2 separate regions of the Mus musculus genome follow, and region 2 is linked to region 1. Evidence: chromatin contacts called from ENCODE Hi-C or POLR2A ChIA-PET data. All regions are on one chromosome and are shown on one strand. The core of a region is the stretch at or near the end of the contact, and the rest is flanking DNA. Distances in the headings are between cores, read along the strand shown.

Region 1 (6,611 bases), core at 250-2,749:
TTATTCCTTGCGCTACCATGGCTCTGTGTAGTAACTTGTGACCTGCAACCTAGCCATTCCCCAAGAGAGCTTGCGTTTCTTCAAACGCAATGCAAGGATCATGGCAATTCATTCCTTAAAAGCTTTGTGTTGGGACAAATACAACCCCAGCCTCACGCAGGCCTGGGGCTGGTGAGTCACATGACAGAAGCCAGCTCTTTATGATTTTTAAAAATATACTGTGGTTCTCATTTTCACACCATTGAAACTACTTGTTGTCTAGGACCCACTCTCTTGAGACTGGCTCATTGGAGTAGAGGACCCTGTCCTTCTGTCTGGCTCTGCCATCCTGGGTAAGTCTCCTTCACAGACTCAGTTTCCCCATCTGCTGATGGTGGTACTCAGCTCTCTACAGAGATCAAGTGATCACAACCAAAGAACACTTGGGATGTGAATGTGAGGAATGGTGTACAATGGTCTTTTGCCTTAATTTTCTAGCGTTTGAGTCTTCTTTACCCTGGATGGCTCTGTGCATCCTTCTTAGCAGCAGGATCTCTGGCCTGAAGGCCAGCCAAGCCTCCAGGACCTCTCATCTGTTGAACACTGAGCAGGCAGCCATGTGCCCAGAGGTGCTCAGTATATGAAGAGTAAACTGCACGGTAAAAGCCATGCATTTACAGAGCATGGTCATGCCACAGAAGCTGGATATGGAAAGATGGCAGCTCTATATGCATATGTAAGGTCAAAGCCCACAAAAGGCCTAGCAAAGGGCAGGGTGATCGTAATGCAGCCGCTGCATTATTCATTCAGAAAGGCAACCGTTGCTCTCTGGCTTTGGGAGACGAGGGGGAGAGTAAACAGACATGGGTCCTTGAAGGGACACAGTTGAACAGCTTAGGGACTGACCTGACTGGGGCAACAGGGAATAAAAGAAAGCAGGCACAAAGGCACAGGCGCAGGAAAGCTGGGACCAGGTGGGTCATGTGCTCTGATAGAACTCAGCAGTTCATTTCATACACCCGTACTAAGGAGCTGGGTTGGCTGTCCACAGCTGAACAAGTGTGTAGTATGCAGCTGAAGGAGGAGGGCAGACTTAACTAGTCTTGGTGGGGGTCTCTATGGGGAGCAGTCTCGGGCTGTGAACACACGGGAGGAGGAAGCTGCCCTGGACATTTTCTGCCAGTATCCAATATCCATGCACCAGGGAAAGGCTTTCTAATTCCCGTGAGTCTGAGGCATTGGTGGCATTGACGTGACCACTTTCGTGGCCCTTTTCCTGTCACCAACAAACATTCACTCAGGACTTTATTCACTCCCCGCAGTACCAGGCATATACGAGCAGAAGCATCCTGTCACAGAGTGACGTCATCTTTCTGGAGTCATCTCCTCTTCCCTCGTCGTCCCACTCATTCCTCTCCTGTGCTGACCACATTCTGGGGAAGGCCTGGAAGAAATGGAAGCCATCCTTCACGAGTCCCCCACCAGGTGCTTGGCACGGTGCTCTGCATCTGATGTGAAGTTCGCACTAAGTCCGGGACTGTAATTCTCCTTTTGCTGACAGTGAAAGAGTCCTCAGGAAAGCAGGGTGCCTTTGCGCAAGGCCAACCAGCAAGAAACAGGACCTGGATGACAGAGCCAGCTGCCTCCCCATATGAGGGCACTGGGAGAAGCGGGGTAGGCAAGGAAGGAAGCGGAGTCATTCACTGCCTCAGGCAACAAGCAATAGATTTCCCTAGATCCCGTCTGCTAGGCACTTAGATGCTTGGAAGCTGAGGCTGCAGAAACTGGCTTCTTTCTGACTCAGAGGTGCCATCTTCAGGCCAGCGGAAGTGTTGCAAACAGGAACAAGCACCTGCCCCTCTGCTCTCCACTAGACAGGCACCACCAGATGCTGGCTGGGGAAGGGACCTTCCATCTTAAAATATTCCAGAGTGAGGCAGAGGGATGGACTAGCTCAGAGTTACAGAGTTAGAGATGGCAGAACAGGAGCTGCACCCCTATGACCCCGTCAGTGACCCCTCACTTTCCAGACTCTCTTTCATCATCTTTCATCATGCATCCTCACTTTCTTCCCACTCTCCTCTTCCTCTTTCTTCTTCCCCTTCTTCCTCCCCTCCATCCGACAGCTGTTATTGAGCACTTTGTAGGTTTTGGGCATAGTCTCCCGCCTGGGATAGGAAGTCTGGGTGCGGGAAAGTCTGCTCTCAGGGATCGTTGTTGAATTGATTAGTTGACATCGTAACTTTCCAACTATAGCTGAGATGCATAGAGCAAGTCTTACCACATTTCAGGCCCTCCATAGAGGCTTCGTCTCACTGACTTCTCACAGAATAGAAGATTCAGCCGTGGGGCAGTTTGGGAGCATGCTCAGTAGGACCCAGTAAGTTGTGGAGCCGTGACTCAAAACCCAGATCCTTTCTACCTCAGAACCAGAGATGTCAACTGCAGTGTTGTATGTCTTCTCTAAAGGATAACCCAGGAAGCAGGCATGTTCTCATAACATTTTGTTCTCTACAATATTTGCTTGTTCTGGGTCTGAGCGAGGTGAAGGCCATCTTCTCCAGTTCCTTGCTTCTGAATTCTGAGGATTTTTATTGAGGTATTGTTAGGTCCTGGTTACTGAGCAAGGTATCAGGCACAGGGAAGGGACTGACTCAGAGAGAATCATGACGTGTAGATGGCAGTGTTACAGAATCAATTAGCAATCATGTCTTTGTAGAAGCACTCCACATCACTGGGAAGGATCCAGTTACATTGTCTGGTAGAAGTGGCCCTCCTCTCCCAGTTGTGTAGTGAATTACCTGAGTGACCAGACATACAGTCCCTGACTCAAGTCTCCTAGAAACACAGGCCAAATTCAAAGAGCTGAGAGACAAAATGGTCACATGAGCCTTTACAGGGCAGCTGAGGGGCCTGGGAATCCTAAGATAAAGACGGGTTTCTGGTCCCCTCAACAGGGGCCATCATCAAGTTTTGAGGAAATGAGCCTCTGTGTTCTGATACCATTTTAGTTTCCATTTCTTCATTAGCTACAAGCTTGCATTTCTCTTAAGTTCACAGGAATCCTGCCTTTGTTCTTCCTTTTTATGGGGAAGGTCTAGCTTCTCCTATGTGTGTGGATGTGCTCATGAGCACGCACGATTGGCTCCTGAAAGTAGAACTCACCAGCTTATAGGTGTCATATCCGAAGCCAGAAGATGAAGTGTGACCATCAGAAGCCACTTAAGGAATTTCTCCACCAAAGCTACAGTGACATCCTTAGACAAGGAAGCCCCATCATGTGCACGTGTCTTAGGCAGAGGGCAGTGCAGCACAGAGATGCGCTTTAACACTTCTCCTCCCTGCCTTTGCTCTGGATAGCATATCTTCACTTCCCAAGAACAGTGTGTGTGTGTCTGTATATGAACATGTACACAGATTTTATGTGCTTAGTGCAAACACACATACCTCAGAGGAATGGATTTCCTAACAGTTCTGCCAGGGCTACAACGGGGGAGGGGACTCTCTAATGCCCTCGAAATTTCCAAGATTCTTTTCTCTTTCAAAAATAACAACTCTTTTAAGATTTCATTTTTCTCTGCCCTGAATAGAACGACAACGTAACAAAAATTGTAACATCGAAGGGAGACAACCTTGGACCCAAGTCTCTGTCCTCCCAGGAAAGGACCGATCAGCCAGTTTTGGGGCTTTATATAAATGATAAGAGGGCCACGGACACATGGTCCACACGGGTTTCGTCACTATGTGAATAAGTCTTGTGAAGACATACCTACCATCCCTCGAGGTGGTTCTAGAAGGGGAGGCCGAGGTGGCCGAGACCCTGGCTTTACATTATAGAAGGGAAGGTGCTTGCTATTGTAAATGTTGGGGTGAGGGGCACCTCGGGCGGCGGCAGCAGAGATGGGAGCAAAGTTCTACCTGTTGGCTCTAGGAGAAATCTCACCAGGCCCGCACTTTCTTCTTGACTCAGAGTTCTCAGAGCCACACCATGGCTTTTAATAGGTTTTGCTGACCACTAGGAACCATCAGCTGAGACAACCTTGTTTCTGCGGGGATTCTTCAGTGAGTGATTCCAGGTCTTAGGTGCTCTGGTCTTGCCTCCTGCTTGGTGCTGTCCTGGGTTGCTCACCGCTTTCTGCCCTCCCTTCCCTCTCATTTTTGTACTTGAATTTCCCCCTGGTTCCCAGTACTCCGTGGTTTCTGTTGACTTGGCTGGACTTTGCCTGATGCATTAGAACTTTTATTGGTTTTACCTTATAACAGCCTGCAGTAAAGATGATGATGATAGTGTTGGTGATTTCCATCCCTTCCTTGGTCTATAACCTCACATATTACAAAGCTTTCGCCCTGGTTCTGTAATTTGAGTTTCGTAATAACAGTGTGATGTAAGAAAGGCACTTATTATTAATTCCACTTTACAGAACGGGAAATGACTTCACTCTGTTCACACAGCTGCTGGGTCTGGAGTCTGGAACCAGATCCTCTGTAGACTTTCCTCACCCGAGTTAACCCTTTATTTCCCATCACCATCCTGACTGCCCCATTGGGAAAGAGTCTTAACGCTCTTGTGTCTTTATGGTGTTTTCCTGAACATAGGGGACAAACCACAGGTCAAGGGAGTCTTAATTTTTTTTTTAATTCCTGGGTAATACATGTGATAATACTTGGTGGTTTAGAGTGGTACCATTGGTAGCAAATTCAAATGTCTAATCAGAAAATATTAATCAACTGAAAGTCCATTATGTTGTGTACCACTTTTTCCTTATCTATCCGTCCAGGCTGGTTCCACTTCTTTGTTGTTGCACAGGGTGGCAATAAATATGGATATGAAAGTGTCTCTGTGGTATGTTGTCTTAAGTCTTTTGGGTATATACCCAAGAGTGGTAGAGCTGGGTTACATGGTAGTTCCTCTTTTAGTTTGTCGAGAAATCTTTACTTGGTTCCATAGGGGCTGAACACTTTAATTGCTACCAGCAACAAGGAAAAGCTCCCCTCTCTCCATATGCTGCCAGCTTTTGCTGTCACCTGTTCCTTGATAATATCCATTCTGACCAGGGTGACAGGAACTCTTAAAGCGGTCTTAATCTTCATCCACCTGAAAGCTAAATATATTGAACCCCTTTTCCAAGTATTTATAGGTTCTTTGTATTTCTCCTTTTGAGAATGAAGTTCATTAGTGCCTTTGTTGACTGAATGATACAGCTTTGCATGCGTGCAATGGTTGCCTTCTTTATTTATTTTTATTCTAGACAGTAATGCCTGGTCTGATGAACAGCTGTGAACGGTTTCTGTCCCCCATTCTATAGCTGTCTCTTCACTCTGGTGATTGTTTCCTTTGCTGTGGAGAATCTTGTAAATTTCACGTCATCAAACTTATCAACTCTTAACCAGCAAATATTTGAGAAAAATTTTCTTACGTGAAAATAAACAGGAATCCCAATGTAAATATCACTCAATTTCTAAGGTAATGAGATACAACTTCAAAACAATTATATGGTTGTTGGCAGTTTAGTAGAGTTGTCCTTGGGGTCAGACCCTTCATCTACTTACTAGTAGACTGAGAAGGGCATGAGATCATATTACTTGCTGGTGATGGTGCTGTTACAGGACAGGCTGAAGCACAGTGGTTAGAGTTCAAACAACCTCAATGTGGGAGACATATTTTAGGCCTCCATGATTTTTTTATTGTGTTCTTTTTTTTTAAATTACATATTTATTTCATTTACATTTCCAATGTTATCCCAAAAGTCCCCTCCACGCTCCCCCACCCACTCCCCCACCCACCCACTCCCACTTCTTGGCCCTGTCGTTCCCCTGTACTGAGGCATATAAAGTTTGCACGACTGACCAATGGGCCTCTCTTTCCACTGATGGCTGACTAGGCCATCTTCTGATACATATGCAGCTAGAGACCCGGACTCCGGGGGTACTGGTTAGTTCATATTGTTGTTCCACCTATAGGGTTGCAGATCCCTTTAGTTCCTTGGGTACTTTCTCTAGCTCCTCCATTGGGGGCCCTGTGATCCATCCAATAGCTGACTGTGAGCATCCACTTCTGTGTTTGCTAGGCCCTGGCATAGCCTCACAAGAGACAGCCATATCTGGGTCCTTTCAGCAAAATCTTGCTAGTGTATGCAATGGTTTTTAAGCTCCTGGGGTTCATGCCATTGTAATATTCCCCCTTTTGGTTGTTCCTAATCTGACTTGTTCCTAATCCACAAAAAACATGCCAAAGGCCACAGTGTCTTTTAGGTAATTATATTATGGTGTATTAGACCTTGCCTCAGCAGAGCCTCTTAAGGGATGGATAAAGCAAGCAGCCATATTGGGAAATGTAGCCCCAGGAACTTCAGGGGGCACACGTACTACAAGGACAACCTTTAACAACAGCCAACAAAAAGCCAGGACCCTCAATGGAACAGTTATATGAATTTTATTCTACCAATATAATGGGCCAGAAAAGTCCATTCTCTTCCAGTCGAGTGTACAGACGAGAATACAGCCTGCCAGACACTTTGATTATTGCTCAATAAGACACAAAGCACAGAATCCACTTCCATCAGACCTGAAACTGATCCATAGAAACTGTGAGAAAACAAATGTGTGTTGCATCATACCTCCAAGTTTGTGGT
Region 2 (7,005 bases), core at 4,396-6,895, 280 kb before region 1:
ATAACTACCCTAAGCTGTGTCCTGATTCCAGTTGCTCTACACAGAATCAATTTGTACTTACCCAGCAACAAAAGAAAAGAGAATAAAACAAAGAATAATGTGGATGGTGAGTGTAATTCCATCTGCATTTCCAGAGAGAGCAGCCTGCTGTTCCTTTCAGTTGACCTCAGCTTCCTATTGCTTTCTCCTGTCTCCCAATGTAAGATTCCATTGTATCTAGTGTTTGAAGATAACATTTTCATAGAACATAGCCCTAGGATGCTATATCTGCTTGCTGTGAGCAAAGAAGTAGCATTCTTTCCATTGCTAAAACTAATGCCAGCTGTGCTTGGCCTCACCAAGGGGTCAGTTTTTCTTTGACTTCTATGATATTTTCATCATGTTCTTTGGCTAGAGGGTTTATGTTCTAAAAGAGATACAGTTCGTTGTAGTGATAGATGTACAGGGCAAAGTCAAACCTTTTATAAATTCAAGAATCTGCCAAATTGGGCTGGTGAGATGGCTCAGTGGGTAAGAGCACCCGACTGCTCTTCCGAAGGTCTGGAGTTCAAATCCCAGCAACCACATGGTGGCTCACAACCACCCGTAATGAGATCTGACTCCCTCTTCTGGAGTGTCTGAAGACAGCTATAGTGTACTTATATATAATAAATAAATAAATCTTTTTAAAAAATTAAAAAAAAAAAAAAGAATCTGCCAAATTGGGACCATAGCCAAATTATTGGGCTTCTGTCTGTAGCTAGTCATTGCCCACATTTTTTACAAATCTGTAAAACAAAGATAGTTATATTTACGTCATTGATATCACAATGTTTAAATGAATAATAAAGATCCTGACAAGCACGTGGAAGTCCATTGCTATCCATCCCTGCAATAAGTATGAATGTAGTCTGCCTATGAAAACCAAGGACAGGGTGTCGGCAGAGGGGTGACATAATCTATGTGATTTTAGAAAAGATGACCGTGGTGACTGGAGAGTTCAGTACTTGGTGTGCTGACATGGGGACCTGTGTTCAGATGGTTTGCACCCATGTAAAAAAGTCAGGCATGGTGGCGTGTGTCTGTGACCCCAAGGCTCAGAAGGCACAGACAGGAAGATCCCTGGGACTTTCTGGCCAGCAAATCTAGCCCAGTTGGTAAGTTCCAGACTTGATGAAAATTTGACATCTTAGGGAAAAAAGGATAATATGGTGGAGAAGGATGTCGGAAGATACCCAGTGCCAACCTCCACAAGTGCACACAGAAAGTAGAGATTACTGTGGTGTCCGGGCTAAACCATAGCAAACCTAGAATAAGGAGATACTGGCATATTGGCAAAGATGAGGGCCTGAGCAAAAGAAAATGGTAATAGTATGCATGGAGTTCAGAGGTCAACCTGCAGGAATCGAACTCAGGTCACCAAATTTGAGGGCAAGCACCTTTACCTGCTGAACCATTTCGCTGGCCCAAGGCTTGGCAGTTTTAAAAGTACAGTGGACAGGACATAGGAACCACTTAGCTAAGGGAACATAGGAAGAGTTCTAAAGCCAAGGATGGCTTTGAGTTCTTCAGGTCTGTGGGTGGAATGATAGAAAGGTTGGGCTAGCTGGGGCAGAGAGTAATAAAAGGTACTGCTGTAATACAGGCAGAAATTATATGCCTGGTGTTGAGCTAAAGAACTTAATGTAGTGCTTGGTTTAGTCATCATGACAAGTCTGCAGTGGTAAGCAGTGGCTTTGCCATTTTACCACTGTGGAAATAGAAGCTCAGGGGAACCCAGAGCCTTGGGAGAAAACATGAGGACAGGCATGTGTGACAGCAAAGGCTACTTTTAAACCACTTTAAGTAAACTCACTCAGCTCAGGGTGGCTTGGAACTTATTACATAGCCCAGTCTGGCTGCAAACTCATGACAGTACTCCCACATCAGCCTCCCAGGTGCTGGGATTGCAGGTGTGAGCCACCACACTGAGCAGAGTGGGGATTCTGGATCAGAAAAAGCTGCACTGGAATTGCTAACATTGGGTGAGGTCTCTTGAAGGCAGCTGGAAAAGCAGACCTGAAGCTCAAGAGAGGGTTAGGGTCGAGGTGGGGGTGATGGGAAGATGGGAGCTTGTGCTGTGGGACATGCATGAGGCCGCTGAGCAGGGCCAGAGAGTAACTGACTAAAGAGAAGCATGGCCTAAGGACGTGAGGCGAGTGCTCGCCTAGCCTTGGGCTTTAAGAATGCATGTACTGTTGAGCTGTGTACGGTTTTTTAAGAATGCATGTACTGTTGACTGTGTACGGTTTTTTCTGGCCAGGTTTAAACATTGTGCTTTGGTGTGTAAGCTTTTCATCAGCACCGTATTAAACTGTCCATTGTACAGTTATTGTTGGAGCTTAGTTTCAGAGCAAATAGATTCTTCAGTACAAAAGCCATTAGACAACCCTGACAAGGCATTATCAGTTAGAGCTCACCCCAAAGTTTTGTCATGGGGCATTCTTAGAGAGTCCTACATAAGCTTAATCCCAAAGCCAGGCTCAAGGGCTAAAGCCAAGGAACTAGACTCTTTCCATTTTAAAGAAACACTAAGAAGCCGTTATTTTCCACCTCCTGTCCCACCCCCTTGCCCTTTTGGGACCCCATAGCCCCATGGAAACTCTGTCCCTCTTCCATACATATTAGATCAAATGTGTACTCTGAGATGTCTTGTATCTTTCCCCTGGGTGCATCATTTTCAGATACAAGACATCTCAGAGTACACATAGGACCTGGGTAAAACTGGGAAGCAGCACATCATTTCCCCACGCGTCAGAGCAGCACGCCTCGGGCCTCTGGTTTATAGTAAGTAGTCTGATCTTCCGTTATAACCTTTACCTTGGTAGGCCTCTTCATTTTAAGAGGCTTCCTCTGTGCTAAACATTGTTAACACAGAGACCTAGGGTGCTAGAAAGATGGCTCAGCAGTTAAGAGAGCTCACTGTTCTTGTGAAGAATGCTGGTTCAGTTCCCAGCACCCACACAAAGGTTGCCAGCCACCTGTAACTCGGCTTTCAGGAGAACAGAAGTCCTCTCTGGCTGCCAGAGGCTCCTGCATGTACATGGTACACATAAACTCACATAGAGAAACATGTACATAAAATGGATCTTTAAAAAATTCAATAAAGAAAGCCAGGTGCTGTTGTCACACACCTTTTAACACCGTACAAGGGAGGCAAATCTCTGTGAGTTTGAGACCAACCTGATCTAGAGTGAGTCCAAGACAGCCAAGGCCATACAGGGAAATCCTTCTCAGAAAAACAGACAAACAAAGAAAAAATTAGAAAGAAAGGAAAATTCATAGACGAACAGAGGCGCTGGGGTTTGAATTCTTGCTGTGCTAGTCACTGTAGGGTGCTGGACAGCACACTTAGCCTCAGTGCGTCAGCCCTCTACAAGTGAGGTGTTAATAGTGCCTACAGTCCACAGGGCCTGGTGAGGACAAACACCATTCTTGGCGTACACAAGACAGGGCTCTTAACAAAGCAGCATCTGTTGGTGAGGGCTCATTTCCCAGCCCAGCACAGATCCCTCCAAGCCAGCTCTCACCTAACATGAAGAGAAGAGTGTAACATCTAGCTCCACTTTGTGAGCACCTAATCCATTACTTCCATGCCAGAGAAAAGAAGCTCTCTCCTTTTTAAAATGAAGGCCCCTGCTTGGTGACACACACCTGTAATCACAGGGCTCAAGTGGCAGGACCAGGATGGTGAATTCTAGGCCAACCTGAGCTATATAGCAATACCTTCATATTCTCTCTCTCTCTCTCTCTCTCTCTCTCTCTCTCTCTCTCTCTCTCTCTCACACACACACACACACACACTCTCTCACACACACACACACACACTCTCTCTCTCTCTCTCACACACACACACACACACACTCTCTCTCTCTCTCTCTCACACTCACACACACACACACGCTTGTGCATTAGAGACACACAGCACCTTCTTGTCCCACACCACACAGTATGGTCGATTTCAAAGCCTGCCACTCTTGGGGACTGAAGCGATAGCTCAGCAGTTAAAAGCACTCTTGCTGCTCTTGCAAAGCTGAGTTCAGTTTCCAGCACTGATATCAGATGGTCTGTAACTGCAACTCTGGGGCATCTGACACCCTTTTCTGGCCTCTACAGGCATCTGAATACATTCAGACAGATACATACGCATAAATGAAAATGACTTTAAAAAAGAAAAAGAAGTCTGACAGCCAGGAGATAGGGCTTTGGAAGCACGACGTAGAAAAATGTCTGGTTTATCATAGGCACAGTGGGCAAGCAAGCATCCAGACTTGGATGCTAAAGTGTCTGATCATAGGGGGATGCAGTCTTCTCTTTGTAGCCGAATGAAATTTTCCAGGAGACCTTTTGAGCTGCCAGTTGACAGCCCTATATGACATGTCTGTTGGGCTCCTTTGGCACTCATGGCAACAAGAAACAAACCCTGCAGTTTTAAATAAGCAGTTAGAGAGCTCAGAGCAGGTGGTCATAACTCAGTATGAAGCCACCAAACACCTCATCTTCCTGACTGACACCTTTCTAAATTCTCCCAAAGACCTCAGAATACCTCCCTCTCTCAACAGCGACAGGCTTGGCATTGTTAGTGAAGGAGGCCCATGGCCTTCTTGGACCTCTCTGCAGGTCCCACAGGCTGGACTTACAAAGAGTCTTTTGACCAGGCAGCGGTGTAAGTGACTTTATGGAAGACAAGCCAGCGCTTGTTTCCTCTCTGTGCTGTAAGGGTTAAGAGTCATCACTGTGGTCACCAAGGTCAGACACCAGCTCTCAGTGTGCTGGTTCCAGCCACAGATGTGTTTGGGTTGGCCAGGGGAGTTGTATACACATGTATCTTCGGTTGCAACATACACCAGTTAGAAGGGTTCCCATCAGAATCAGCATTTCCAGCTTCTTTTAGTACTGTCTCTGACAGCACAGGCTGCCGTGTAGAGGCTGTCTGCCTCAGTGACATGGAGGTCCCTCATTGACCCTTCTACCTTGACGTAGCTTCAGCCTGGCCTACTTCCTGGATGCAGGTTTAACAGTGTTCCTACAGAGTCCTGTGCCATTTTCTCTACAATAAAAGTGAAAAGTACAAATTCTCCTCATCACACTCCTGACCTAATTTTAACAAGTTGCCAAATACTGAGTCTCAGGCCTACAGTGTGCTTTAAGATATAATTCCTAAGGGCAGCATTCTTTGATCAATCCTCTTGTAAAGTCACACAGTTGAAGACGATCCCTACCTGCTGGTGTTTCTGTGTCACAGCTCTTCTCCCTCTGCCCCATGGTTCCCAGCAGTGTACATGCTAAACATATCCTTAGTTGTCCCCTTTTGGCTGCTCATAGGTTTGAAGCTAGGCTGTCTGTGGGGAAGGGAGTGTGGAGCTGCAGAGGGGAAACGAGATACCTGTTTGGCTTCCACTGGCTTGAAAACTGAGTCATGAGTCCATAGTACAGAGGTAATGTGAACAAGTCTTTGCAAATCACTGCATCAGTAAGCCGTTTGCCCCCACCCCTTACACACCCTTTTCTCACCCGTTGTATGGCCAGCCCCTCTCTTGGTTCCATTTAGACTACCTAACCTCCGTTGGCAAAATCTGCCCTTTTCCTACCACCTCATTATTCTCTGGCCACCTGCCAACCACGTGAGGGCGATTTGAACACTGCTGAAAGCAGGCCAGCACATGGAGTCCTTAGAGACGCTGTCATGTAGTCATGACCGTGAGGAAGCATGTCTCCTGGAACTGTGGGTCACGTCACTCCACCGTTGTCATATTTCACTTTACCATCGCAGGGGTTTTGTGCATTTCTTCCAATTCCCATGACTCTGGTTTCACATGAGGTCGTGGACTTCTCAATCAAAAAGTTGCTCATAGCTTTGGTAGGTCTGAAATTTCAGAGTATTGAGCAAGGCCCGCATTGTGCTAGAACATGATCTAATAAGATTGGACTGTCAAAACAAGAAGCAGCAGTCTGGCTAAAAGGTTTTTAAGCAGGAAATCTGTCCTGTGAGAACCTCCAAAAGATGATAAACATGTAGGCTGGGGGCCGATTTCATTTTCATCTCTACCATGAACTTAAGCAGACTGAAGTAGAGGCAGAAACCGTAGATGCTATCTTTTGGTTGGGAAACTAATTGGTTGTGTAATTAGCTGTGTGAAACATCAGGAAAATATGTGAACCATTTTGTTAGGACCCTACAGAGTACTTGGGACAGAGCCCCAAAATGTCAAGTAGAGACGATGCGTCACTCAGAGTGCAGTCGGAGAGCAGGGAGTTCCTTTCCAGCCCACCAACCGTGAGAGGCGGCAAGTTATGTAACCTTTTCCGCTCCTTGGTCTTTTCATCCCTGACATGAGAATTGGGACATTATAAGATGTTCACGGGGGATAAAAGGAATAATCTGGAGCAGTGCCTGGAGCTGGAGGAGTGGCCAGTAAGCGAGAGCAGTGACTGGTAGGTACATCGCAAGTATGCTTGTGCATTCTGATCTCAGCACAGTTTCCAAAAGAAGATCGGCTGGTATCTTAGTTTTCTGCTCTTTGTGGCTCCTCACTAGTGGAACCCTGTGAAGGGAAACATCTTGTCATTCTCTGCACCATTCTCTTGTCAAGAGCACATCTCAGTGAAGGCTCAGGTCAGGATGGCCCTGGCGATGAGTCACTGTAGTTCACTTTGGCCTCCTCCTGAAGCCCACTTTTATAATTTTCCAGTTCAATTATTAAGACACTGAATATCTGCATCATACTACTGCTGGATTGCAATGTAACCACTAACCAAGCATGTTTATGCAATGCCTTATGTGTAATCACTTATAATAAAAGTAAAAGCCGGGTGTGGTGGTGCACGCATTTAATCCCAGCACTTGGGAGGCAGAGGCAGGTGGATTTCTGAGTTCGAAGCCAGCCTGGTCTACAAAGTGAGTTCCAGACCAGCCAGGGCTATACAGAGAAACCCTGTCTCGAAAAACCATTAAAAAATAAAAAATAAAAATAAATAAATAAAAGT

Evidence for each region. A loop is a pair of places that touch in the nucleus more often than their neighbours do. ChIA-PET counts read pairs that join two places held with the same protein, here RNA polymerase II (POLR2A).
Region 2: a map of Patski shows a loop between it and region 1 (2.8-fold over the local background). The contact joins two enhancer-like sites. A Hi-C loop is called at or near these places in 1 of 37 maps with a recorded cell type or tissue (Patski). POLR2A ChIA-PET finds 5 or more read pairs at or near these places in 1 of 5 experiments (Patski).

What each region holds. Positions count from the first base shown.
Region 1 is chr15:59,826,860-59,833,470 of GRCm38, forward strand. Gm36819 (a long non-coding RNA gene) reads left to right here. Exons shown (of 3, transcript XR_384128.2): 2 at 263-332; 3 at 1,302-4,746. Among named protein-coding and RNA genes, the nearest start is that of Gm36819, 6.7 kb to the left of the region's middle. Within about 2 kb of position 1,500, at least 1 of the 3 ENCODE cell types and tissues checked has a DNase peak (open chromatin) inside an H3K27ac peak, as active enhancers do.
Region 2 is chr15:59,544,342-59,551,346 of GRCm38, forward strand. The region is part of intron 4 of Nsmce2 (NSE2/MMS21 homolog, SMC5-SMC6 complex SUMO ligase); the gene reads left to right. Among named protein-coding and RNA genes, the nearest start is that of Gm36677, 70 kb to the right of the region's middle. Within about 2 kb of position 5,646, at least 1 of the 3 ENCODE cell types and tissues checked has a DNase peak (open chromatin) inside an H3K27ac peak, as active enhancers do.